Regions from separate parts of the Homo sapiens genome. Here regions 1, 3, 4 and 5 are each linked to region 2. A link is a loop called in an ENCODE intact Hi-C map of the cell type or tissue named here. Cell type or tissue: mammary epithelial cell. All regions are shown on one strand. Region 1 has its middle 160 kb from the start of C1orf21-DT. Region 2 holds the start of LOC105371648 (a long non-coding RNA gene). Region 3 overlaps TSEN15 (tRNA splicing endonuclease subunit 15). Region 4 has its middle 140 kb from the start of C1orf21-DT. Region 5 overlaps C1orf21 (chromosome 1 open reading frame 21).

Region 1 (5,000 bases), 440 kb after region 2:
GGCTCGATGTCAGATTCAGAAGAATTAAGGCAGAGCTATGCTCTTTGAGGAGAAACACATACAAGAAGTTCAAATTTTGTCCCCAAGTCTTCTTAAAGTTCAAGAAAATCTCTTCCCACTGAATTTAAATTAAGGCCTTATTTCCATGACATTTGATAATCCTTTATTGAGTATATCCTATGCACTGTGGGCACTTCTGTCCTCAACACTGGAGATGTTGCGAGTGAGAAGACACAATGCCTGCATTCAAAGAGCTTATGATCCACTCAAGAAGTCAGACAAGAGATAAACAATCTTAGCACAGGGTGTTACATGATCTGGAGAAGTAAGCCCAGGGTGCTGTGGGAGACAGAAGGGGAATCTGGGTGCAGCTGGAGGAAGCCTTCTGCCTAAAGATGGCTGATCAGCTCCTTCTGGGTAAAGAGGGTGGTCAGTTCTGTGTGGTTAACTTCTCTCTCTCCTTCCTGACAGAGAGGAGGCAGAGACCTGGGGGAAAGAGAATTGATTACAATCAGTGATTGTAATGGAAGAAAATTCTGCAAAAAAAACCCATGGTGATGTAGAAAGGGGAGAACTGCCTTCAGACAAGATGTTTTTAACGAATCTATGGAAGAAAAAAAGGTGGATGGAGGAGCAGTGCTGGGGAAGCAGGATGAAGCTGAAGCTTCCCAGACGGCCAGAAGGTGGGTGGAGAGAGAGGGAAGGAGGGGAGGCTAAGACTGAGAAGAGAGGCTCAGAAAGGCTCTGACGCTGGAACTCAAGCCTAGCAGAATTGAGAGCTGGAGTAGGATAGGCCAGAGAACACAAGAGGAGTCATTGAAAACCTTTGAGAAAAACTCTCGATGGGACCACCCACCCATGCCAGTGTATTCAGCAGTTAAGTGTCCATCTCCAAAATAAATCAGGTGTCCTTCAAAGCACTGAGTGGCCCCAGAGAGCAGACCTGCACCTTCTGGCACTTAGAAGTCCTTCTGAGTAGAGCAGGCTTTCTACTCCATCACCCTAATGCCATGGTTCTCCGCAGTGAGTGATTTTGCCCCCCCAGGACATTTGGGAGTGAGTAGAGAAGACATTTTTGGTTGTCTGTGAGGACAACAAACTTGGGGAAGGTGCTACTGGCACGTGGAGGGTAGAGGCCAGAGGTGCTGCGAAACATACTACACCGTGGAGGAGAGACTCAGACAACAAAGAATTATTTAGCCTCAAATGTCAATAATAAGAAACTCTAACATAAAGTTCTCCAGTTTACAAACCCCACCCCCACAAACTCCAAACAGTACTCCACAGCCATTTCAGCATTGTCACGTTTCAGTCATCAAGGATCTACTTAACCAAGTGCCTGGCCCCGCTGGATGCTGTAAGACGGGGGTCCCTAACCCCCAGGGCCACGGACTGGTATCTGTTAGGAACCGGGCTGCACAGCAGGAGGTGAGTGTGGGCCAGCCAGCATCACCACCTGAGCTCCGCCTCCTGTCAGATCAGCGGCAGCATTAGGCTCTCATAGGAGCATGAACCACACTGTGAACTGCGCATGCGAGGGATCTCGGTGGCTAAGATTCTGAACCATTCTACAGCGTAACACTGATGCTGTAGATTAATGGCAGGCTCTTTATGAGAATCTAATGCCTGGAAATCTGTCACTGTCTCCTACCACCCCTAGATGGGACCTTCTAGTTGCAGGAAAACAAGCCAGGGGCTCCCACTGATTCTACATTACAGTGAGTTATATAATTATTTCATTACATATTACAATGTGATAACAACAGAAATAAAGCACACGATAAATGTAATGGGCTTGAATCATCCCGAAACCATCCCCACACCCCGCTGGTCCATGGAAAAATTGCCTTCCATGAAACCGGTCCCTGGTGCCAAAAAGGTTGGAGACCACTACTGTAAGAGATGCTTTACGGCAGATCCATGACATGGTCACTGGGGACATGGAAAGAGAAAGGGTGTTTCCGTGTTGCTTTGAAAAACTCTGAGGCAATGCAACCAAAATTTTAAAAAGAAGAAAAAGAAAGCGTCTGAATTAGGAAAGAGCAAACAGCTTCGGTACATGCTACTGGGAAAAACGGCTTTTCAGGGTTGACCGCAGTACCTATCGATGGCCAGCAGAGGGCAGATGGGGCAAAAGAGCAGGAGAAAGGGAATTTCTGCCCTTCAGGGAGGCAATTCCAGTAAGAATACATGATTGTAAGTCAAGAGTCAACTGGAATTAAAAGCAGGAAATAGAGAAGGCAGTAGCTCACTGACTCCAAGACAATGCAGGTTTCACACAGTTGGGAGTCGAGGCCACAGAAGAACTAGGGAACCCAGGGCACCAAGGCTGAGGGGTAAGGGGCCAGAGTGGGCATGGGGCTTGGGTGGGAGAGCCCGATCCATTGCCAGGTGCTGTGCTCACCATACACAGGGGGAATAGGCCTCTGAAACACCTTCAGTGTTTGCCTCTGCCTCCTCTCAGCCTCCGCTTTGCTTTTTATAGGCCCAGTGCCTGGTATGACAATCAGAGGAAGCTGAAAAGCCTACCTGCAGGCCATGCAATGATGTGGGTGGATTTGGAAGAGGTGGATTCTGCTGGTGGGAAAGATGAAACCTGGCTTTGGTTGGTAGCAGGCTATTCTATATGTGAGTTTCTGCCCAACAGTTCCATGGTCGCCCTGCAAACCCAGCATCACACTGTAGTGTGTTTTGATCGCATAAACCTCCTTGAAAAGTCATTCTATAAGCACTTCTTGTTTTGTAAAAATAAAGTGTATTAGGGTTCTCTAGAGGGACAGAACTAATAGGATAGATGTATATATAAAGGAAAGTTTATTAAGGAGAATTGACTTACATGATCACAAGGTAAAGTCCCACAATAGGCCATCTGCAAGCTGAGGAGCAAAGAAGCCAATTTGAGTCCCAAAACCTCAAAGGTAGGGAAGCTGACAGTGCAGCCTTCAGTCTGTGGCCGAAGGCCTGAGAGTCCCTGGCAAACCACTGGTGTAAGTCCAAGAGTCCAAAAGCTGAAGAACTTGAGTTTGATGTTTGAGAGCAGGAAGCATCCAGCACGGGAGAAAGAAGATGGGCGGAAAACTCAGCAAGTCTGCTTCATTCTAGCCATGCTGGCAGCTGATTAGATGGTGCCCACCCACATTGAGGGTGGGTCTGTCTCTCCTAGTCCACCGACTCAAACGTTAATCTCCTTTGGCAACACCCTCACAGACACACCCAGGAACAATACTTTGCATCCTTCAATCCAATCAAGTTGACACTTAATATTAACCATCAAAGAAGAGTTAAGACATCTCTAGGGGAGTTTTCAGGGAATACCTGGAAATATTCTGGTGTCCAATAAAGGTAAAATTCTCATCAGAATCAACACACAGGGTATCTTCCCAAGCTCATTTTTATCATCACTGATGATAGTTACTCATTCTCCAAGTTTATTTCATGAATGTTTAGAATCAAGTCTAAACATCTCAGAAATCTCATTTATTAATAATGTATATCTAGCCGAGTGAGCAATGAGGAAAAGGTTTAATGTCCAAGATTTGGGGCTGGAGATAATATAACCTCTACCATGCTTACAGAATATAAAATGCTGGCCTAGTCTAGAAACCCAATCAAATGGCAACACAAAATGCAGACTACAAGTGTGGAATATTCTGATTTATTTGCTGTTTTAAAAAACCCTTTTTGCCTGATACCTATCAAAACCAAAAATAATCCTCTCACACAAGATAAGCGGGGATAGGAACTACACATTATTTAGGAGCTGGGCATTGTTGTAAGTACTTATTTGTTCTGGCATTTAATCCTCAGAACAGCCAACTGAATTAGTATTATTATGCCATTTTATAGATGAAGAAACCAATGTTCTAAGACATCACTGTAATAATCGAACAAGTTTTGTTGTTGTTGTTGTTGTTTTTAAGTGTCTTCTGTATCAGGAACTGAGCCATATTCTGGAGAAAAACAGAAACAATGACAGTGTCTCCCCCGTCTGCGGGATGTAGATATGTACACTGACAATTACATACTACAAATACTGTAATGGAAGTGGGAACACCTGGAATCTGCCTGGGTCAGGGACAATTTCATAGCGAGGTGACTCCAGCTGATTCCTAAAAGAATAGAGATTTTCCACTTTTCCCGTCTACTTGATGCTGTGATCTTATACTGTTGCAAAGTGATATCTCCAATTTCCATGGAAACTCCCTGCAGGCTAATTAGAATCCAGTTTATAAATTTAAAATAGGTAGAGTTTGATATTCTCTGATGCACACCGGTGTCTACTTCCTGCTGGCAGAGTTCTGTGGCCTTTTTGGGGATCCTTGGGATGGGACAAGGCTGATAAAATAACTTACCAGCTGGAGGTCACCACTCTTATCTAGCAATGGCATTCAATTGCTAGATAAGACACAAGTTGATAAGACTCAATTGACCCATGTGGCCCACCTGAAACGCCACATGGGGCAATTGAACCACCCGTCTCTTCCACCTGCCCTAAACTGCTACTACTTTTGGGGCTAAAGTGCCCTCTGCCCTTCACTGGTGGTTCTCAGAGCAGCTCTGGCCAGCTCGCCAGTGGCCCTGCCTGAGAATCCTCAGTGGAGTTCCATGTCTAGAGGAAGTCAAGGAAAAGAGGCCCACATTAGTGGAGAATTGCGCTCGTCTGTGATTGGTGGAGCCTCTCTAAGATTTTTCCAGCGTCAATATTCCCTTTCAAACATCATTAAAGCTAAAAGGAAAAGTCAGCACTAGATGTGAGGAAGCAGATTGGAGTCCTGTGTGTTATATGGCGACAACTGCCTCCATCGCAGGGCTGACTCACCGTCGTGTTATTGACCGGAAGAATATTTATTATCACAGGTCAAAGAATGAAGCATACTTCTCTCATTTCACTCAATTAATTTGTATAAAATGTTAGTTCATAATATGTGCTGTAATTTTCTTTAAAAACTTTTTTTTAAGTCAAGCTTTGTCAGCTATAAGAAGTGATGGACAGCAGCTAG
Region 2 (5,000 bases):
ATAGTGGAGTCTTTTGGATCCAGTAAGAAGTTTATATAAGATTTGAAGCTGATAAATCCTAAAGTGACCTCTTCCAAAATCTATTAATTCATGGCCTCTGAAGCTTAGCCAAAATCTTTGTTACTATTACTTCCCCTACCAGGAACATGTGGATACAGCCTACATTGACCCAGACATGAAACAGATAGAACTACTCATTCATTCGACACATATTTGTGAGTTATATCCCAGGCACTTTTCGAGGTCCTGGGGAAATAACAATGAACTAAGTAAAGTTCTAGACTCCATATAGCCTCTCTTCCAATTTAAATCAACAATTAATCGATAGAGGCTAGAGAGAAGCCAAATGGGATCAGAAATGGTGCTTTAAAAGACATTCATTCAGCAAAAAATCACCCAGAAGTTTAGATAATCTCTTTTGCATCTCATCTCAACCACTCAATCCCAGGTGTGGCCACAAATAGGCCTAGCACAAGTATAACAAGTGTTAAAGGGAGAGGGACATTATTTATCTGAACCTACAACTTTATCTTAGATAAAGATGGATTAATTATAATATAATGCTGACACCAATTGCAGTGAAAAAATTTCCCCCAGAGAGTCCCCCATTTGCAGGTACTGTTTATTAATAGATTGTCTATGGAGGAGGGATTTTAGCTGTAAAATTTGCAAATAAGACATTTCCCAGGGAGTGTTTCAGATTGGAAGTTTCCAGCAGTTAGTGTCTAACCATGCAAGTGGAATAGAGAGGTCTCTAAACTAAAACTGAGAAAGTATTCTTTGGGCGTTGGCCAGTAGAAGTTCACTGGTGACATAGGAAAGAACAGTTTCAGCCAAGAGCTGGAAGGAATGATACCAACATTGTCTTTGTCTTTGGTGGATTTCTAAGTCCCCAAATGGAAGTTGATGATAATCTACGGTTCTCCTTTGTGAAATGTCTCAGCAACTTGAAAGAAAGAATCTCTACATAAATCTAGCACTCTGTTGTTGCTTAGTCACTGTCAACCTGTTTTATTTTGTTGGTTTGAGTTACCTTAATGTTTCCTCGTTATAAATAGATAAGTTCAACCGACATCAAGATCTCTGACTGCAGTAGGATTCTGTGGGGAATCTGGAAGCACTACCATTTAGCACATTACTAAGACGTAACACATGCCCCATCCCCTGTCAGACCTCTGATTTGTGCATCGAATCCCCAGAATCCCCAGAACAATAATAGACTTTACTTTGTGATTCCTCTGGTGACACATTTCTTTTAGTTCTTCTGGCAGAGCTGGAGACTCGCACGACAAATTCACTCTGACGTTGTTTTCTAATTAGGTGCCTTGACACAGCAGGCATTCCAGTCTCCAACATTTCTTTTGTTTCTCTAATGTGCCAGAAAGCTGTCTGCTTTTTAGCTGCCTGACCTTTCAGAAATGTTACCTGCCCTGTAAAATGAGATAACACATGGAAGGCACCTGGCTCAGTCCGTGGCACCTGAGAGATTCTTGAGAAGTGTTCATTCCATTGCCCTGTTTCCTCTCTCCGCCTTCATACCTTCTGGTGCTTTAGTGAACCTCAAAGATAAAAATATTCCCGTTGTAAGGTTTACATTTTTCTTCATCCCAAAATAGAACTCAGTAACTCTATAAGCAGATACTATATGGATTCCACATTTCATTTCCTCTTATTCTCACAGGGTACCTTACAAGTTAGAAATTTGTATTGTCTCTGCTTTTTGGAGAAAGGAATCTTAACTTTTCTCAAGTAACCGAGGTTGCAGAGTGGGTCAATAAGGAACGTGGGACAAGAACCCGCATGCGCCTCTCTCCAAAAGTCTTCATCCTCAACCCCTGCACCAGACTGTCTTCCACACATGGGCTCTGAGCGGCCAGCACTGGATCTGGAGAAGCCACCACCCTGTCCTGTCCTCCAGGCAGAACGGAAGTGTGCCTGACCCCAGCTGTAAGCACCCGCCCTCTGTGGCCCGGAAAGAATCCAGTCGCAGGGCTTGGCCCTTCCCCATCCCCTCCTCTGGGCAGCCCGCGTTGAGTCCCATCTGGAACGTGGAGGAAGAAGGCCCTGTAGCAAACGCACAGCTAGACCCCCTCCCTCCCTGCCAGGCCTCCCTCGCCAACTCCATGCCCAATTTCAGCCCTGAGGGGCGAGAACAGCAGGTGCTCGGGCCGCCTTCGCCCTTGGTGTTCTGGGAGCCCATTGTCTAATTTTGCTCGGGCCTGGCCTGCTTCCTTTTTAGTCCTGCGCATGTGGGCAGAGTACAAGCTAATTGGCAGGGCTGTTCCAAATCCTAAAGAACGCGCGCGCTGCCTGCTCGCCAGCGGGAGGGCCGTGTGCCCAGCTTGCGCCCTGACATTTTCCGAGGCCTGGGCGAGGCCACCTGCCTGACGAAGGCTTACCAGGGAAAATCAGGTCCTGACAGCCTGACAGGGACAACCGCCCAGAGGATTCATCTGCTCGCGATGCCTGGTCAGCAAGGAGGAGACTCGACCTGGGACGAGGAAGAGGCCTTGAAGGGACAGAGGAGAGCGCATCCTCCATCCCCCGGCCAGGGAGAAGTCACGCGGACCCCCAGGTTGCTGGGCCGCGATGGGGGGAAGAGGAGACCACCCCCAGCTCCGCAGCGAGCGCCCTCACTTCGGGGAGACAGAGGCGTCGATCCCTCCTGCGGACGGCTGGGGGCGCTGCGCTTCAACCGAAGGCAGAGATCCTGGACCGGGGCGAGGCAAGCCCTCCCGGAGGAGAGGAGCTCTGAAGGGGGAAAACAGCTCTGCAGAGTGTAGAGGAGCCGGACTTTGCAGCCAGGTACCTCTGTGCAAGTCTCAGCTGTGCCTCTGAAGTAGCTAGCCGTTGCCCAGCACTGTGCTAAGGTCTTTTCATCACTGTGTAATTGAAGGCTCACAGCCACCCTTTAAGGAAAACGATCTTGTCGTCATTATTTTATAAGAAATGGAATGGAAGCTCAGTGCCACCCCTAGCCCATGGACACATTCCCAGAGAGCGGCAGTGTGTCTGGCCTGGAACTTAATGAATTCTGTCGGACAGAAGTCCATGCTCTTAACCATTAGGCCTCCCATACAAAGATACTTTGTACGGGGACATGAGACACAGCCTAATAGCACAGAAACTCACAGAGGACGAGTTTCTTAGTTTTGTCATCTCTGAAATGGGAATAATAATATTACTCCCACCTTGCAAGGCTTTGGGAAAGATTAGAGAGAATGTAAAAAGGTCCATGTGAGAGGTCCTCGTGGGTTAATGTGTGGGGGGAGTCCCCAGTCCCTCCCCGGGCACTCAGAGCGATGTGGGAAGACTGTGGAGCCCATGCTTATTGATGCTGTTTCATTTCAATTAAACCTCCGTCAGAAACATCGCATGACATCAAAATGGAAGAGATGTTGAGTCTGAACGGTGAGGTCATAGATTTTGTTTTTATTTATGTATTTTCCAAATAAAAATATGTATCATGTTTTCTCATCATAATTGTAATATGTGATGATGTATCAATTATGGAAAATACAGAAACTGTAAAAGAGGAAATGAGGAAAACCTTTGCTTCTCACTGTTACAGATAACTACTGTTCAAAATTATAGATAACAACTCTGGAGGCTGAGGTAGGAGGACTGCTTGAGCCCAAGAGTTCGAGGCTGCAGTGAACTATGATTGCACCATTGCACTCCAGTCTGGGTGACCAGCAAGATCCTGTCTCTAAAAAAAATAAAAATAATAAAAATTTTAAAAATATTTAATTAAAAAATTATAATGAATAATAATTTATTGTATATTTTAAAACAACTACAAGGAAAGAATTATAATGTTCATGACACAAAAAAAGATAAATGTTTGAGGTGACAGACATCCCAATTACCCTGACTTGATCATTACATGTTGTATACATGTATCAAAATATCACATGTACCCCAAAAATATATATAACCATGATATATCAATTAAAACATACTAAAAAAGAGCGATAACTACTCACTTTTCCTTTACTTAGAGTGTTTCATTAATACATTTACTGTTTTACAGAATTGGTATCACATTGTAGGTTACTATACTACACTTTTAAAATGTAATATTTCATAAACATTTTACCATGACATCAAATAATCTTAACACATTTAAGAATTAATGGTTGCCTTCCAATTTTCTTTGCAAAGTGGTTCATTATTTTTGTCATGGAAAAATAAATTTACACTTGAAAGAACTTTATTGTGTTAAAAAAATACTTGTAAGAGGGCTGCACTGCTTTGCCCAACAATGCAGTGTGTTATGTTTTATGTGTAGTGCAGGTCTGATGAAAGGTGATAAGCCTCCAGTAGTAACCATGATATGTGAAATGGAGATAAAGATGGTTGATTTTGTGAGGATTAAATGAGATCAGATAGGCAATGTGTCTCTAAGACAGTGTGGGCCATGGTGAATGCTGTCATGACAAAATTATGTTAGTCAAGGACATTGCTAAGAGAATAAGATGGGTGCTGGTTGGGGGTGACCTGGAGAATTGGAGGATAGCCCTGCCAGTGGCTGCTGAAGCCAGCTCCTACAGGATATCAAAAGCCAATGTTAAATACTCAGGAACTTTACAAGCTGGTTGTAAAAGCCTGTGAAATTTCACTGGTAGCTTGAAATCTGTTATGGTATGAGCATTTACACCACCAAAATTGGAAATCAGCAAATGCTATATTGTTCTCTATGTATGTATGTACTTTTCAGAGAGCTGATTTTACCAGCACACCACTAGCAGGGATAATTCAAAAGCTTTGCTTTTTCTCAAAGTGGTGGAGCCTGCAGGAAATGCTTGTGAGGGCTTGTAAAGCATTAGTAGATTTTGTTGAGATGGTGTGTGATAAACATGAGCTGAAATCTTGGTCTGATTGCTCTTGCTCTAACTGGAGGAAAGAATAGGGAAGCATAAGCGTTGGGGAAGCTAAAAGGGTAAACCTGGGGAGTTATTGTTTATGCTCCAAAAACAGAAATAACTGGATTAGAGGAT
Region 3 (5,000 bases), 590 kb after region 2:
GGCATACCTTGGAGATATTGAAGGGTCAGTTCCAGACCACTGCAATAAAGTAAATATTGCAATAAAACAAGTCATACAATTTTTTTGGTTTCCTAGTGCCTATAAAACTTGCATTTACACGAACATGTAGTATATGGCATCATGTCTAAAAAACAATGCACACACCTTAATTTTAAAATACTTTATTGTGAAAGAGGCTAATGATCATCTGAGGCTTCAGCAAGTAATAATCTTTTTGCTGGTGGAGAGTCTTGCCTTGATGTTAATGGGTGCTAACTGATCAGAGTGGTGGTTGCTGAAGGTTGCGGTGGCTGTGGCAAAGTCTTAAAATAACATACAATGAAATTTGCCAAAATCATTGACTCCTCCTTTCACAAAAGATTTCTCTGTAGACTCTGATGCTACTTGATAGCATTTTACCCACAGTAAAATATTCAAAATTGGAATCAATCTTCTCAAACTCTGCTGCTGCTTTATTAAGTTTATGTAATTTTCTAAATATTTTGTCATTTCAACAGTGTTCATAGCATCTGCACAAGAAGTAGATTCCATCTCAAGAAACCACTCTTTGCTCATCCATAAGAAACAACTCCTCATATGTTCAGGTTGTCTCATGAAATTATAACAATCCATTTACATCTTCAAGCTTCACTTCCAATTCTAATTCTCTTGCTATTTCTACCACATCTGCAGTTAACTTCCTCCACTAAAGTCTTGAATGCTCAAAGTCATCCACAAGGGTTGGAATCAACATCCTTCAAACATTTTTACCTCTTCCCATGAATCACAAATATTCTTAATGGCATCTAGAATGGCAAGTCCTTTTCTGGAAGGTTGTCAGTCTACTTTGCCCAGATCCATAACAGGAGTAACTATCTATGGCAGCTACAGCCTTACAAAATGTATTTCTTAAGCAATAAGACTTCAAAGTCAAAATCACTCCTTGACCTTACTGAATGGATAATGTGTTCACAAGCATGAAAGCAACATTAATCTCCTTGTATATGTCCATGAGGGCTCTTGGGTGACCAGGTGCATTGTCAATGAACAGTAATATTTTGAAAGAAATCTTTTTTTCTGAGCAGTAGGTCTCAATCGTAGGCTTAAAATATTCAGTAAACCATGCTGTAAACAGATGTGCTTTCATCCAGGCATCATTGTTCCACTTATAGAGTATAAGTAGAGTAGATTGGGCGTAATTCTTAAGGACTCCAGGATTTTCAGAATGGTAAATGAACATTGGCTTTAATTTAGTCATCAGCTGCATTAGCCCCAGACAAGAGAATTAGCCCATCCTTTGAAGCTTTGAAGCCAGACATTGGCTTCTTTCTAGCCATGAAAGTCCTAGATGGCATTTTCTTCCAATATAAGGCCGTCTGTCTACATTTAAAGCCTGTTATTTAATATAGCCACCTTCATCAACTATCTTAGCTAGATTTTTTGATAATTTACTGCAGCTTCTACATCAGGATTTGCTGCATCACTTTGCACTTTTAAGTTATGAAGACAGCTTCTTTCCTTAAACCTCATGAACCAAGCTCTGCTAGCTTCAAACTTTTCTTCTGCAGTTTTGTCACCTCTCTCAGCCTTCATAGAATTGAAAAGAGAGTTAGGGCCTTGCTCTGGATTAGGTTTTGGCTTAAGGGAATGTTGTAGCTGGTTTGATCTTCTCTGCAGACCACTCAAACTTTCTCCATATCAACAATAAGGCTGTTTCACTTTCTTATTCATGTGTTCACTGGAGTAGCACTTTTCATTTCTTTCCATAACTTTTCATTTGCATTCACAACTTGACTGTTTGGCACAAGAGGCCTAGTTTTTGGCCCATCTCATCTTTTGACATGTTTTTCTCACTAAGTGTAATCGTTTCTAGCTTTTGATTTAAAGTGACAGATGTACTACACTACCTTTTACTTGAACACATAGAGGCCATTGTAGGGTTATTAATTGGCCTAATTTCAATATTGCTGTTTCTCAGGGAATAGGGAGGCCAGAAGTAAGGGAGAGAAATGGCAGAAATCCTGGTTGGTAGGGCAGTCAGAACACACATAACATTTATCAACTGAGTTTGCTGTCTTATATGGGCACAATTTGTGGCACACCAAAACAATTACAATAGTAACATCAAATATCCCTGAAAAACAGATCACCATATCAGATATAATAATAAAAAAAGTTTAAAATATCGCAAGAATTACCAAAATATGACAGAAAGACATGAAATGATCATGTTGGAAAAATGGCATCGACAATCTTGCTTGAGGCAGGGTTGCCACAAACCTTCAATTTGTAAAAAACACAATATCCCCAAAACAGAATAAAGAGAATTGCAATACAACAAGGAATACCTGCTTATATTAAAGCAGCAATGTATATCTTTTACCACCAGCACTTAGCCAGAATAGTGAGTGTTCCAGAGCTGGGGTTTATTGCTATGTGATGTGATCCTGAAATTCATTTCAGGATAAATTAGGCTTTTAGAATGAAAAACTAAAATGCATACTTTCATATGGCTAAGAAAAAAAAAAATATATATATATATATATAAAACCCACCCCATCTACCCCTACCCTAAACAGGCTTTTATTTCTAAATATAGATCTACATTTTAAGCAAAGCATGAATCAAGTCACATATTTAATGTCAGTATAATTTTAGAGGCATGCCAGAAAGAAAAAGGGGATGTGAGTACGTAAAACTTATTTATATTTTTATTTATGCTATTTCCTACAGATTGAAAATAAATTTTCAAGAGTACCACTTCTCCAGCTAATCTACTCTTAGTAGAGTCTGAAAATGCTGTGGTTATCTAGCAGTGCCCTCTGGTGTCCAAATGAATTGTTTTAGTTTGCCTTGAGGGAAAAAATAAGCCATTATATAATCAGACACGGCTATAATCAGCATTCATTCATTTGCCAAGTATTTACTGAGGGTTTACTATATGTGAGTTACTGTGCAAAGAGGCAAGATACAGAGATGTATTAAAAAATACATTTCTTGTTCTGTTCTTAAGGAGCCCAGTCTAACAGGGAGACAAATGTAAACTCACTTACAAAATTACTTAAATCACTTTATCTAGTTTTTCATTAAAATGAGACATACACAGCTGGGTGGCCTCCCTTTCCAAAAAGTTCTGGGCCATTATTCATGTTAGGATGTGTCTGGCTGGCTTTGGACAGAACAACTTTGGTGAAGTACACAGGGAACATTCTGAAATAGAGTAAACATCCCAAGACATACAGCAGGATTCAATCCTAGTTTAAAGAGTTGGGAAAGCGCCTTTCACAGCCAACCCCAAAAGACACTTCTGGTTTTGTAGTTATATAGGAGCCCACTGGTCAACAGATCCGACACACAAATCTGACATTATCCTTACACTTCTTTCTGAAAATGCTATTTTTCTAGAATTATAATGAAAGACCTCAAAATGAATCAAACGAGAGACTTAAGAAATCAAGAGACCCTAAGAATTTATCATAAACTGTTTGAGGATTCTTAGACCTGCAAATTTTCCACTAGAGTCACCCAAACACATATTGTTCTGAATAGGTCCATCTTCATGTCCTCTGGGGAAGCAGAGGGAGCCTGAAGGAGTTATGGAGACCTCCCACCAAGAATAAAAGTGAAATTCAAATACCATCAAAGGAAGGAGTCAGGAATGACTACAGATGAAGAATGATGCTTTATACTATTTTGTGATGTTCCTAATTTTCATCATTTTTCCATTCTTGTTATTGTTGTTTCCTAATCAGCCATGAAACCCTAGTGTGTAGGCAGGACCTATGACCTGCTTCCAATCAACAGAATACGGCAAAGGTGATGGGATGTATGTGATTACATTATATAAGGATTATAAGGTCCATCTTGCTGAGACTCTCCTTTGCTGGCTTTGAGGAAGCAACCAGTTATATTGAGAAGGCCCACGTGGCAAAGAGCTGAGGGTGGCCTCCTGCCAATGGCATATAAGCATTGAGCACTCTCAAGAAATTGAAGGCTACTAATAACCATGTGGGTGAAAAAGCTGACCCTTCCCCAGTCAAGTCTCAGATGAGACTGGAGCCCTGCCCAACACCTTGACTGTAGCCTCATGGAGGACCCAACTAATCTGTGCCCGGGTCCCTTGCCCACAAAAACTATAAGATAATAAATGTGTGCTGTTTTAAGTTGCTACATTTGTGGTAATATTATTTTGCAATGATAGATAACTAATACAGATTTCAAGACACCTTTTAATTTTAAAACATTTTTATTATAAAATACAAATAAAAACATTGAGAAAAGACAAAGTCATCCATTTTCTGCCTCCTATCCCACTATAACCAGTTAGTAATTTGATTTACTTTGTTATCTTTTTATCATATGCTTGGTCTGTTATTTCAGCCATGATTACACCCACTTATACACTTTTCCGTCTTGCAATTTTTACTTAAGGTAATATTTTCATGTTTTTAATAATATTCATTACTAATTTTTAATAAGTACATTATGTATCATTTGTATATATCTGTTTATTGACTATTTCCTAGACCCAGGGATGACAAACTATGGCACCACATTTGTAAACAAAGTTTTACTGGAACAAAGCCACGCCCGTATTGTTTATGTATTGTCTATGGCTGCTTTTGTGCTTCATACAGCAGTGTTGACAAGTTATGACAGAGACAGTAGGTTTAAAAACCTAAAATAGTTACTTTCTGGCCCTTTATAGAAAAAGTTTGCCAATCTTTACCCCAAACTTTAAAGTGGTTTATAATTTGGGCTACTAAAAGTAATGTCACTTGGAACATCTTTGTGCATATAATTTTTTATACTTTGTACAATTTGAGAGACATTAACAAAAGTGGAATAACTGGGTCTAATTAATGAAGACATTTTTACGGTTGATTCTCTCCCACACTGTTGTAATATTCAAGCTATGATATGTGATAAGAATGAAAAGGATAGCCCAGAACTCTTGTAGGTAACATGTCTCTGGTCCCTGTTACTTAAGACACGTAAGT
Region 4 (5,000 bases), 420 kb after region 2:
TGCCTACCTAGATGTTTTTAACCCCTCTCCCCATCTCTTCCAAGTAGTATCCTACATTATTGTTCAAGTGTTCACCTTTCCCTCCTGCCTTATGTTATATATCTGGGAAGAAGCTCTTCTCACCCAAAGTTCTAGAGATGGGCTCTCATTTGCTTCAGCTGATCAACACCCCCCACTGCCTAGCCATGGTCATTGATTTAGCGATGGCTATGTGGCCTTTTCTGAAATGGTTGACAAGAAAAATATCTCTCCTGGATGGTTTGCTTTGTGGATGTAAAGCTTGAAGCAGTTCAGCCACATTGACACGATGGGGATGACAGCCTTAGGATGAAAGGCAGAAAAATCTGCTCATTGCGGACAACATTGAGCCACTGGATCAACCTTCTCTGAAGTTCAAACAACTCCTGAACTTATCAAATCTGACCTCATCATTAAGTAGCTAGAAACTGATAACAATGTTGTTGTAGCCCAGAAGGTATTACTAGCATAGTTAACAATGCAAATTTTACTCCCTTATTAGAAAATAAGCTCTGACCACATTATTTGGCACATAGGAAATGCTCAATTAAAATATCATATGCCTATAATCCCAGCACTTTGGGAGGCTGAGGTGGATGGATCACCTAAGGTCAGGAGTTCAAGACCAGCCTGGCCAACATGGGGAAAACCTGTCTCTACTAAAAATACAAAAATTAGCCAGGCTTGGTGGCATGCGCCTATAATCCCAGCTACTCTGGAGGCAGAAGCAGGAGAATTGCTTGAACACAGGAGGCAGAGGTTGCAGTGAGCCAAGACAGCGCCACTGCACTCCAGCCTGGGTGACAGAGCAAGACTCTATCTCAAATAATAATAATAATAAAAGTTTAAAAATGGAGGGAAAAGGCCAGGTGCAGTGGCTCTCGCCTGTAATCCCAGCAGTTTGGGAGGCCAAGGCGGGTGGATCACGAGGTCAGGAGATCAAGACCATCCTGGCTAACATGGTGAAACCCCGTCTCTACTAAAAATACAAAAAATTAGCCAGGTATAGTGGTGGGTGCCTGTAATCCCAGCTACTCAGGAGGCTGAGGCAGGAGAATGGCGTGAATGTGGGAGGCAGAGCTTGCAGTGAGCCGAGATCTTGCCACTGCACTCCAACCTGGGTGACAGAGTGAGACTCCGTCTCAAAAAAAAAAAAAAAAGGAAGAAAAAATCTCATTCCACTCAAGACATATTATTGCTAAAAAGAACCAAAGCTAGAAGCAAAGGTAAAATATCACGTTTGTATTAGCAGAGTGGTGATGCCGGGGAGGGAGGGCAGGGGGTGGCAATTACTGCCTTGAGAGTTAAGGAGGAGTTGAAAGAAAAACTTATTTGGAGTATGTTTTCTCCCAATCACTCTTTGTGGCCAGAGATAAAAAACCTGAGAAGATAGGAACAGTTATCAGTAAACGGGTTTTCTCACATTTTCTCATCTACTCTTTCAAATTCTATTTCTGACAGCCAGAGGCACACAAGAGGGGCAAGCTAGTATACTTCTCTTCCTACTTTTTTTTTTTAGGACAGAGGAAACTACCTAATAGAGAAAAGAAATTAGATAGGGTCATATTAGAGCTCACGTCTGATACTGACTCATCTAAGAAACCATCGTGGCCCCAAAAAGCCTCCTACTATTGGTAACTGCCTTCCCTTTTGCAAAATGGGGTCAATAAACTAATATAGTCTTGCTGAGATGTTTGTAAAATCTGAAAATATAAATTATTTGAGAAATATTCAGGTACTGGTTGGAGAAAGAAAAAATTATACCCTAGAAGGAATAAAAACTGCGGTTTCCTTGGTCTCATTTCTAGGACTTGTGTGCAAGGCTAATGTATAAGTTGTCAGTGACACCCAGGAGCCCATTGCTAATGATCCTAAACAAATTTTAGAAATCAAACAAGGCATCATTCTGGCTAATAAAGGAGGTCATAAAATGAATACACCAATTTTCAAGCTACCATTGTGTGTCAGGAAGATTTTTCTTTATGGGGTGAGCACATTAACTTTTATGGTGGTTGATTTCCTTCTGAGAGTAGTAGTGTATCCCATTTAGCAAGACTTTGTGTAGCCTCAAGATGTGTGTGTTGTGTTACTGGAAGATAGAGAGTTAATAAATATGATACAAATTAGAAAGAGTGGCTCATCTGTGGGGAGAAATAAATGAGATGAACAGGGTGATTAAGAAAGGAAGTAGCTTATTCAGTGACTCTGTACTATGGTAAGATCCTCTAGAGCTAGAAGGAGGCCTGGATGTAAGCAGCCGGAAGGCCAGAGATTAGCCACAAAGTAAATACAAGGAAGAATAAATGAAATGAATGAGGTGATTAAGAAAGAAAGTAGCTTATTCAGTGACTCTGTACTGTGTAAGATCCTCTAGAGCTAGAAGGAAGCCTGGTTGTAAACAGCAGGAAGGCCAGAGATTAGCCACAAAGTAAGTATCTGGTGACCTCTAGGGCTTAGCCGGGGAGAACAAGGGTCAAGCTTATCATGGAAGTAATTAATCAAAGGCCAGTTACTATATGCACAAAGTGTGTAAAGAGGCAAATGAGAGGATCTCTGCACTCCAGAGACTTATAATCTATTAGGGAGACAGATATGCACATAGAAAGATGATATTTCATACTCAATATTGGCAATTAAAGGCTAATGGAGTTATAGTCCTGATGTTGCAGGAGCTCAGAGGATTGCTCTGGGCTTGGGTATCTGGGGAAGGAGAAAGGCTATGGTTTTGAGCTAGACTTTACAGAGATAGTGCTAAAAGGTTGGGTGGGTGAGAATGTGTGCAAAAGGAAGTCAGAGAGATAGAGGGAAAAGACAGGAGAGATGGTGCCCTGTGGATTCTGGGACATCTATGGACTCCCTGCATATTCACAAATTGTTCCTTCATTTCTTCCTTTTAAACAACTATATTTTATGTAAGGGAAGATAAGTTCAATGAACAAAAAGAAGACAAAATGTTAAGGAGGCCTTCTAAAAATACTTAACAAGAACAATTCTATTGTGTTGGCTTTCTATGACTTCTATAATTATACTTGCTACCTCAATGCAAGAGATAGGAAAGAAAGAAAAAGTAGCTCTGACTATGACAGTAGCCCTTAGTTGACTAAAATGTGGCAGCAGTCATTCCTGAGAACTTAAGAATAGCAGTAACATCATTATCTGAGATTTGAATTCACTTCAGGCACAATAGAAAATATATTTTTTTAATTTTCTGGACATCTTAGGAGGATATTTTAGATCAGAAATCATGTTGAGGAATTAGACATTAAGCCCCAGGACAAAGCCATTCACATGTCAATCTTTGTTGTCATCTGTCCTATTGCCAACACAGGCCTCAACATTATCAAGCGGACAGAGGGAAAGAATGATAATGTGGAAATGATGACTATATTTTCTGGAAGTGTTAAAGATTGCAGAGATCTTTCCTGGAATTGCTGAATGGTTTCTATCTCCTTAATGAGCAACACCTTTTTAGGAAGGCAGTAGTTGATGTCATCTGGACTGTCGAGTCCTATTAAAGATGAGATCAGTATCAACTCAACTCCTTTTAAGGTAAAATCTTCTCAGCCCTTGGAAAGTTCAAGCCCAGTGTACAAAGCTTAAGTCATGATCTTATCCTTTTTATTTCTTCCTTCACCTACAGACCAGCCTCTGCCAACCTTCCTTCTTGGAGAATGGCATCACCATCCATCCCACGACCTAAGCCCCAAACCCAGACTCCTGTCTCTGCTGCCCACCCTGATCCCTGCTTGTCTCATGTCTACTCCCTTAGCATTTCCGCAGTCTGCCTCTTCCATCCATCTCCACTGCTGCTGCCCCTGGTCAAACCCTAACCATTGCTCAACTGGAATAGCATAACAGTCTCCCAACTGGCCTCCCTTGCTCTCCTGCAATGATTCTCCATCACAAACCAGGAGTTATCCCTCAAAAACACAATTCTGTTCATGGTACCCCGCTAACAAATCTTTCACTGCTTCTAGGATAGGGTTCCCACCATTCAGCTGGCATGGAAGAGTATTCACGATCTGGCCCTAGCCTACCTCACGAACCTTACCTCTTTCCACATCATCCATTTTCTATGCCCCACAGTCCAATCGGGCCAAATTATTTTCATGATCTCTGGACACATCCCACTTCTTCCTTCTTCATATCTTTGTTCAGGCTGCTCTTTCTGTCTGGAATGTTCTTGGTGACTGTGTCTACCTGACCAACAAAGCTTGTCTTTGAAGACTCAGCTCAAGAGTTTTCTATGAAGTCTTTCCAAGCTGCTACTGTAAGTAAGAAGAATCTTTTATTTTATTTTTTTTAAGAGACGGCATCTAATTTTGTTGCCCAAGCTGGAGTGCAGTGGTGTGAGCATAGTTCACTGCAGCCTCAAACTCTTAGGCTCAACTGATCCTCCCACCTCAGCCTCCCAAGTAGCTACAGGCACGTGCCACCAAGCCTGGCTAGTTTTATTTATTTATTTATTTTTATAGATACAGGGTCTCAATATGTTGCCCAGGTTGGTCTCAAACTCCTAGTTTCAGGTGATTCTCCCACCTTGGCCTCCCAATGTGCTGGGATTACAGGCATGAGCCACCGCACCCAACCAGAAGAATCATTTCTCATTTAGTGCTGCCCTCACATCTGTACAATCTTCTGGTATGATATATACGTATTGTGCTTTCTGGTTTACATGTCTGTCATTCCTTTTATGCTGAAGATGAGAGAAGATGCCACATTCATTCTTGTGTTGTATTTATATTTGTATTGCCAGTTGGTTCCATGTTAGGCTCTGCCAAAGGAAGTGCTAGAATGAGGCTGCAAGACTGGAGGAGAAAGAAGAGACATGCTTCTTTTTGGCTTCTGGTCTACCTCCCGTTCCTGTGAGCATCACTCTAGCAATGCTTCTTTGCCTTCCTGCATCAGCAGCTGAGTCAGGTCTGCAATGTCTCCAGCCCTTGCAGAACCAGCATCATTGTGCCCCCCAGACAGACACCAGC
Region 5 (5,000 bases), 100 kb after region 2:
CAACCTGCAAAATCGAGGCAGCAAACCAAAAGGGCAGCAGATGGCCCAGTTTACTGTGGCGGGGAAAGAGTCATTTCCTGTTGAGCAGGGCACTTCTACTACTCCCTGGCACATGCAGCCAACCTGGGGGCAGGTACGGCAGAACGTGGGGCTCCTCCCAGTGCCAGTATAGCAGCTGGCCTGGGCACCTCGACTCCTATCGGGAAGTACCCTTCCCTACTTTGCTGGGGGATCTTCTTTTGAGACCTTCCTCAAAAGCATTCATAACCCTAATCCACAATTTTAAACAACGTACAACAAAAGTTGGAAGTTCTCACCCCCATCCTCCCCTAAGCTTCCCCTCCCCTTTTAATATATTATCTCTTTCATTCCATCCATTAAATGTCCTCTCCTTATTTTTATACTCAAAAATCAACATTAAACAGAAAATTTACATACACAGATTGGTTAAAATATTTACTTGTAGATTTATAAATAGTCTGCAGTCCCAAGGACAATTGGCCATGTAATCTATTGAACAACAGTGATCTGTATAAGTTTGGTCACAATGGAAAACTACAGATCCTGTAAAGGTTTAATATGCAGGACTTTAATAATGTGTAATTTCACACATGCAGGGCCTTTTACATGCCTGTGGACTTTGAGAATTCAGAGGAAACTGACTTCGTGAGAGAAATATGGTACTTGGCTTGTTTATAATTCCAATGCCAATCCACTTTACAGGGGGACACCCCAAATAATTTTCCAGTTGAAGGTAATAAAGTCATACTACAAACTGAAAGCAATCATAGGAACTGGAATGAATGTGATGACCTTTCTGGAGAAGCACCAGTGTTCAGAAAAGAGGTGCATGGTGAGGTCTAGAGAACCAGGGCTCTGAAGGTGGCCAGATCTTTAAAAGCTAGACTCTGCCACTTAATGTTTCTAAAGTCTGTAAGTAACTTAAACTCTTAGAGCCTTAGTTTCTTAATCTGTAGACTGAAGATAACAGAATTTCTCTCATAAAACACTATTATTATATCAAATGAGATTAAGTAAGATAGTGCAAGTACCTGGAACATGGTGGATATTCAATAATTCTTAGATACTATTAATTATCCTCATGAATAATATCAGAATACAATATTGTTCTGTTCTAAATTTATTATGTGTGTGCATATGTGTGTGCACACACTTCTGAAAAGTAACCAGGTCAACCTCAGAGTCTTGTCCTGAAATACTTTTTTGTTCTAACATCATGAGGTTTGACAGCAAGGATGGCACTTTTAAGGGTAGTCTAGTCTAGCCCTTCATTTTACATCAGTGGTAACTAACGTCTAGAGAGAGTAAAGGACTTGATGAAGTTCATACTGTTAGTGGCATAATTAAAGCCTATCCTTTGATCCAGGTCTCCTTCCTTTCTACTGTGGAACTTCTGTAGGTAGCAGAACGAAAACAGGTGAATTTTCAAACCTCACCTTCTAATTCTGGACTGTGTGCCGTGTAAGCAGCAGGTGAAACATGGCAGAGGTGACTCGCTGTGTCCTGTGATAGCTGAATTAGAAAAGACCCCAGCTAAGGTTTCCAGAGATCCCTAGTGCTAGCAATTCCTGAGCCTCTGGTTCATTCTACATATAACTGGCTTTCTTGGGTTTGCTAAGAAATGCAACTCTTCACTCTCTCAGCTTTCCAATTTACAGAATGTTATAGTATTATTGTCTCCTGTTCTCTTAGCCTTAGAGAATTATTATTATTAGGCCAGGTGTGGTGGCTCACACCTGTAATCCCAGCACTTTGGGAGGCTGAGGCTGGATCACTTGAGGTCAGGAGTTCAAGACCAGCCTGGCCAACATGGTGAAACCTGGTCTCTACTAAAAATACAAAAATCAGCCGGGCATGGTGGTGCATTCCTGTAGTCCCAACTACTTGGGAGGCTGAGGCAGGAGATCACTTGAACCTGGGAGGCGCAGGTTGCAGTGAGCTGAGATCACGCCATTGCTCTCCAGCCTGGGCATCAGAGCAAGACTTTGTCTCAAAATAAATAAATAAGTAAATAAGGAGAATTATTATTATTATTCTGTAAGACCAACAGCTGTGTTCTATCTCTTCTACCTAGTCCAGTCTAGGTATTTTGCATATATATTCTAACTCTAGAGTAGTAAGCAGTAGTTGTTATTATTACTTCTAGTTAGAAATGAGGAAACCAAGTTTCAGCAATTTGCCTAAGGTCTCTCAGAGGGTTTGAATTCAGGTATCTCCAATGTCAGAGCGCAGGCTGTAGATCCTGACCTCATTCAAGCATCCACGGTGAAATAATGCTAACAATGACTGTTGATCACCTCTGAGAATTCACTTTGTGCATAGTAACCACAACAGCCTTACGATATAAGTACTATTAGCATTTCTTGATTTTATAGAGGAGGAAACTAGGTCACAGAGTGGTTAAACTGCTCAAGAGCCCAAACCCCTGAGACTGTGTTCCTAAAATTCACCAGACAGTTAAATATTCTCTGTCCACCTTGTGGATTTCCACAATCTTCTTTAAGAACTTCCCCCAACCTTGTATTTTCTTTCCTAGATGGCTTGTTCCAAAAGAAAACAGAAATCTCCTCGAACCAGCCAACCAAAGCAGCGACAATGGATAGAGGATAGCCAGAGTTCAAGTAAAATCATTTTGAAAATATTTTCACAAGAAATCATTTTGCTAGATTACACTATTCTCTGCTTATAATTACCTTCAGACATTCAATTCAGGAATAATGTCAAGAAGGTGCCCATGTAACTAGACATGTAAAAAATGATAACTAGAATTTGCTTTCTAGTCTGACGGCCTGAAATTATGTATGCTAGGGGGAGCTGTTGAACAATTTTAAGGTTTTTATCCATTTGGTATTTTTAGAGTTGCATGTGGTAGTGCTTTGGGGTAGGATGAGCTTGTAATTTTTAATTAAAACCCATTTAACCTCAGCTTGGTAACTTTTAACCAACACAATGTTTTGCTGCAGAAGACATTTTAAAATAAGTTGTATTCATTACATGTGCAGTTAATTTTTATTCATGCAGAAGCATTTATCACCCATTGTTTTTTCTCCTATCACATTTAAGAACTTGATTAAAAGATAACACAACATAGGTGTTAAACCTAAAGAAAGAGGCAGTGTCTCTAGAGCATTATTGATGATGGTAAGATGTGCATCTCATAGTAGTTAACAGAATCTCTAATATAGAGGAAGCAAAGAACCAAAACCTTGGCAATCAGGAAATCTTAGCTCTAACTCTCTTGCTCCACAATTCAGCTAAATGACCTAAGTACTTGTTAATAAATCATGATGCAGAAAATACACAGGACTAGGAAGGTTAGAAAGCAGAGCACCACTTATGCTGAACTGACACAACTTTGGTCATGTAGGCTCAGTCAAAAATAGAAAATGTGATGTAAACATAAAAGGTCACACAATAGGCAGAACTACCCCAAAGTCTATATAATTAGGAATTAAGCACACGTGCAAATATATATCCTTCTCTGAACTTTCATTAGTGGTCTACAAAATTACTTGTTGTAGAACAGTGCCTACATCTACACAAAATAATTTTAGTAGTAAATGCTTAAATTTTTTGAATGAATAAAGATGATCAAGTCCAGCAGTTACAAGTTTGCAGCACTTTTAATACTTGCTTCTTAAAAGAAAATGAAGAAGAATCATTCGTGTGTGCTGAAAGGCGCTGTGTAGACAAATGACAATTTACCAAGATATCACTATGTTGCCTTAATTATTCCCTCGATGCTTCATACATTGCTTCTCCCGTATGGGGTGAATGACTTGAAGTAGGAGGCAATGTCTTTACACGCTGCTCAGATATTTCATGCAGCTGCTAGGGCTGTGCCAGGCAAAAGGAACTCAGTGAACACTTGTTGACTGATAAACTGTGCAGATGAAAATGTGAGCTACTTCCTATGTAGTTTATCCAAGTTTATGGGAACATTCCTGTGGTACGGGGAGAGATATTGCTATATAACTGCTGTTTAAAAGGTGGAGTGAACAACCTAACACCATTTGTTATAATTTACTCTTTGAAAATTACTAAGTCAAATATAATTTTTTTCTTTCCATTCTCAAGTCCAGGAAAATTGTTGCTTATGATTAGAAGATCTGACAGCTGCTGGAACACTGGGGCAAAGGGGTTTTCCTGCTTTCCATGAAAATATGTGAGTTACTCCATGTACTAGTTTTCTAGAACCATTTAGTTTGTTCTTAGAAATAGCTTACAGCAGCATCCACAACACATAGGTCCTTTTGCAGTTGGCAACAATGAAACTACTATTCTGGTACACGGGCTAAAAAAAGAAAACCTAAAAAAGGCCTTTTGGTGGGTGAAAAATGATCTTAGATAATTTTAAAAAAGAAAGAAAGAAAACTGGGGGTGGGGGGAAGTGCCCAAAGGAACATGTTTTTAAAAACCCCACTTTGGGAGGCCAAGGTGGGCGGATCATGATGTCAGGAGTTCGAGACCAGCCTGGCCAAGAGACTAGCCTGGCCAATATGGTGAAACCCCGTCTCTACTAAAAATACAAAAATTAGCCAGGCATGGTGGTGGGCGCCTGTAATCCCGCCTACTTGGGAGGCTGAGGCAGGAGAATTACTTGATCCCGGAAGGTGTAGTTTGCAGTGAGCCGAAGATCACACCATCGCATTCCAGCCTGGGCAACAGAGCCAGACTCTGACTCAAAACAAACAAACAAACAAACAACCCTAGAAACATACCTGTTCAACAAAGTCAGACTTTTGGAATCAAAAGTTGCTTTTCAGGGAGCAACTTAAAAAGATTTAGGAGAGAAAACACTTTGAGAGGTACTGGGGCTAAGGCACATGATCTGAGTATGTCCTTTGATTCAAATCTACTGATCCTAAAATGCCAGGTCTTGGCTTTATCTCATCACTGACAGCACACTGTCATCCAGATAAAGTCTATCTGTTGGATTATACCAGCCCAGGATTATACCTATATCCCTGCTCAAGGTG

Evidence for each region. Hi-C counts contacts between places; a loop is a spot of excess contacts. Peaks named below come from ENCODE experiments on the same cell type or tissue, not always from the same donor. Only the 100,000 strongest peaks of a DNase experiment are listed, where the experiment ranks them.
Region 1: a loop joins it to region 2, with 8 times the contacts of the local background. A loop is called at or near these places in 21 of 110 quality-filtered maps.
Region 3: a loop joins it to region 2, with 12 times the contacts of the local background. A loop is called at or near these places in 76 of 110 quality-filtered maps.
Region 4: it touches region 2 in a loop (8-fold over the local background); 35 of 110 quality-filtered maps call a loop at or near these places.
Region 5: it touches region 2 in a loop (6-fold over the local background); 49 of 110 quality-filtered maps call a loop at or near these places.

The regions. Positions count from the first base shown.
Region 1 is chr1:184,219,874-184,224,873 of GRCh38, reverse strand. No RefSeq gene overlaps it. Among named protein-coding and RNA genes, the nearest start is that of C1orf21-DT, 160 kb to the left of the region's middle. RefSeq lists an enhancer at 908-1,441. In mammary epithelial cell, a CTCF peak has its summit at 2,109 (motif pointing right); no DNase peak of the experiment used is centred here.
Region 2 is chr1:184,661,828-184,666,827 of GRCh38, reverse strand. LOC105371648 (a long non-coding RNA gene) reads right to left here and starts at 2,486. Exons shown (of 3, transcript XR_007066768.1): 1 at 2,400-2,486; 2 at 1,227-1,559. In mammary epithelial cell, a CTCF peak has its summit at 2,669 (motif pointing right); no DNase peak of the experiment used is centred here; H3K4me3 peaks cover 425 bases.
Region 3 is chr1:184,073,440-184,078,439 of GRCh38, reverse strand. It overlaps TSEN15 (tRNA splicing endonuclease subunit 15), which reads right to left. Exons shown (of 5, transcript NM_052965.4): 5 at 4,228-5,000. Among named protein-coding and RNA genes, the nearest start is that of TSEN15, 24 kb to the right of the region's middle. In mammary epithelial cell, a CTCF peak has its summit at 2,824 (motif pointing left); no DNase peak of the experiment used is centred here.
Region 4 is chr1:184,240,078-184,245,077 of GRCh38, reverse strand. No RefSeq gene overlaps it. Among named protein-coding and RNA genes, the nearest start is that of C1orf21-DT, 140 kb to the left of the region's middle. In mammary epithelial cell, a CTCF peak has its summit at 2,463; no DNase peak of the experiment used is centred here.
Region 5 is chr1:184,561,340-184,566,339 of GRCh38, reverse strand. The region is part of intron 3 of C1orf21 (chromosome 1 open reading frame 21); the gene reads right to left. Among named protein-coding and RNA genes, the nearest start is that of C1orf21, 180 kb to the right of the region's middle. In mammary epithelial cell, a CTCF peak has its summit at 2,818; no DNase peak of the experiment used is centred here.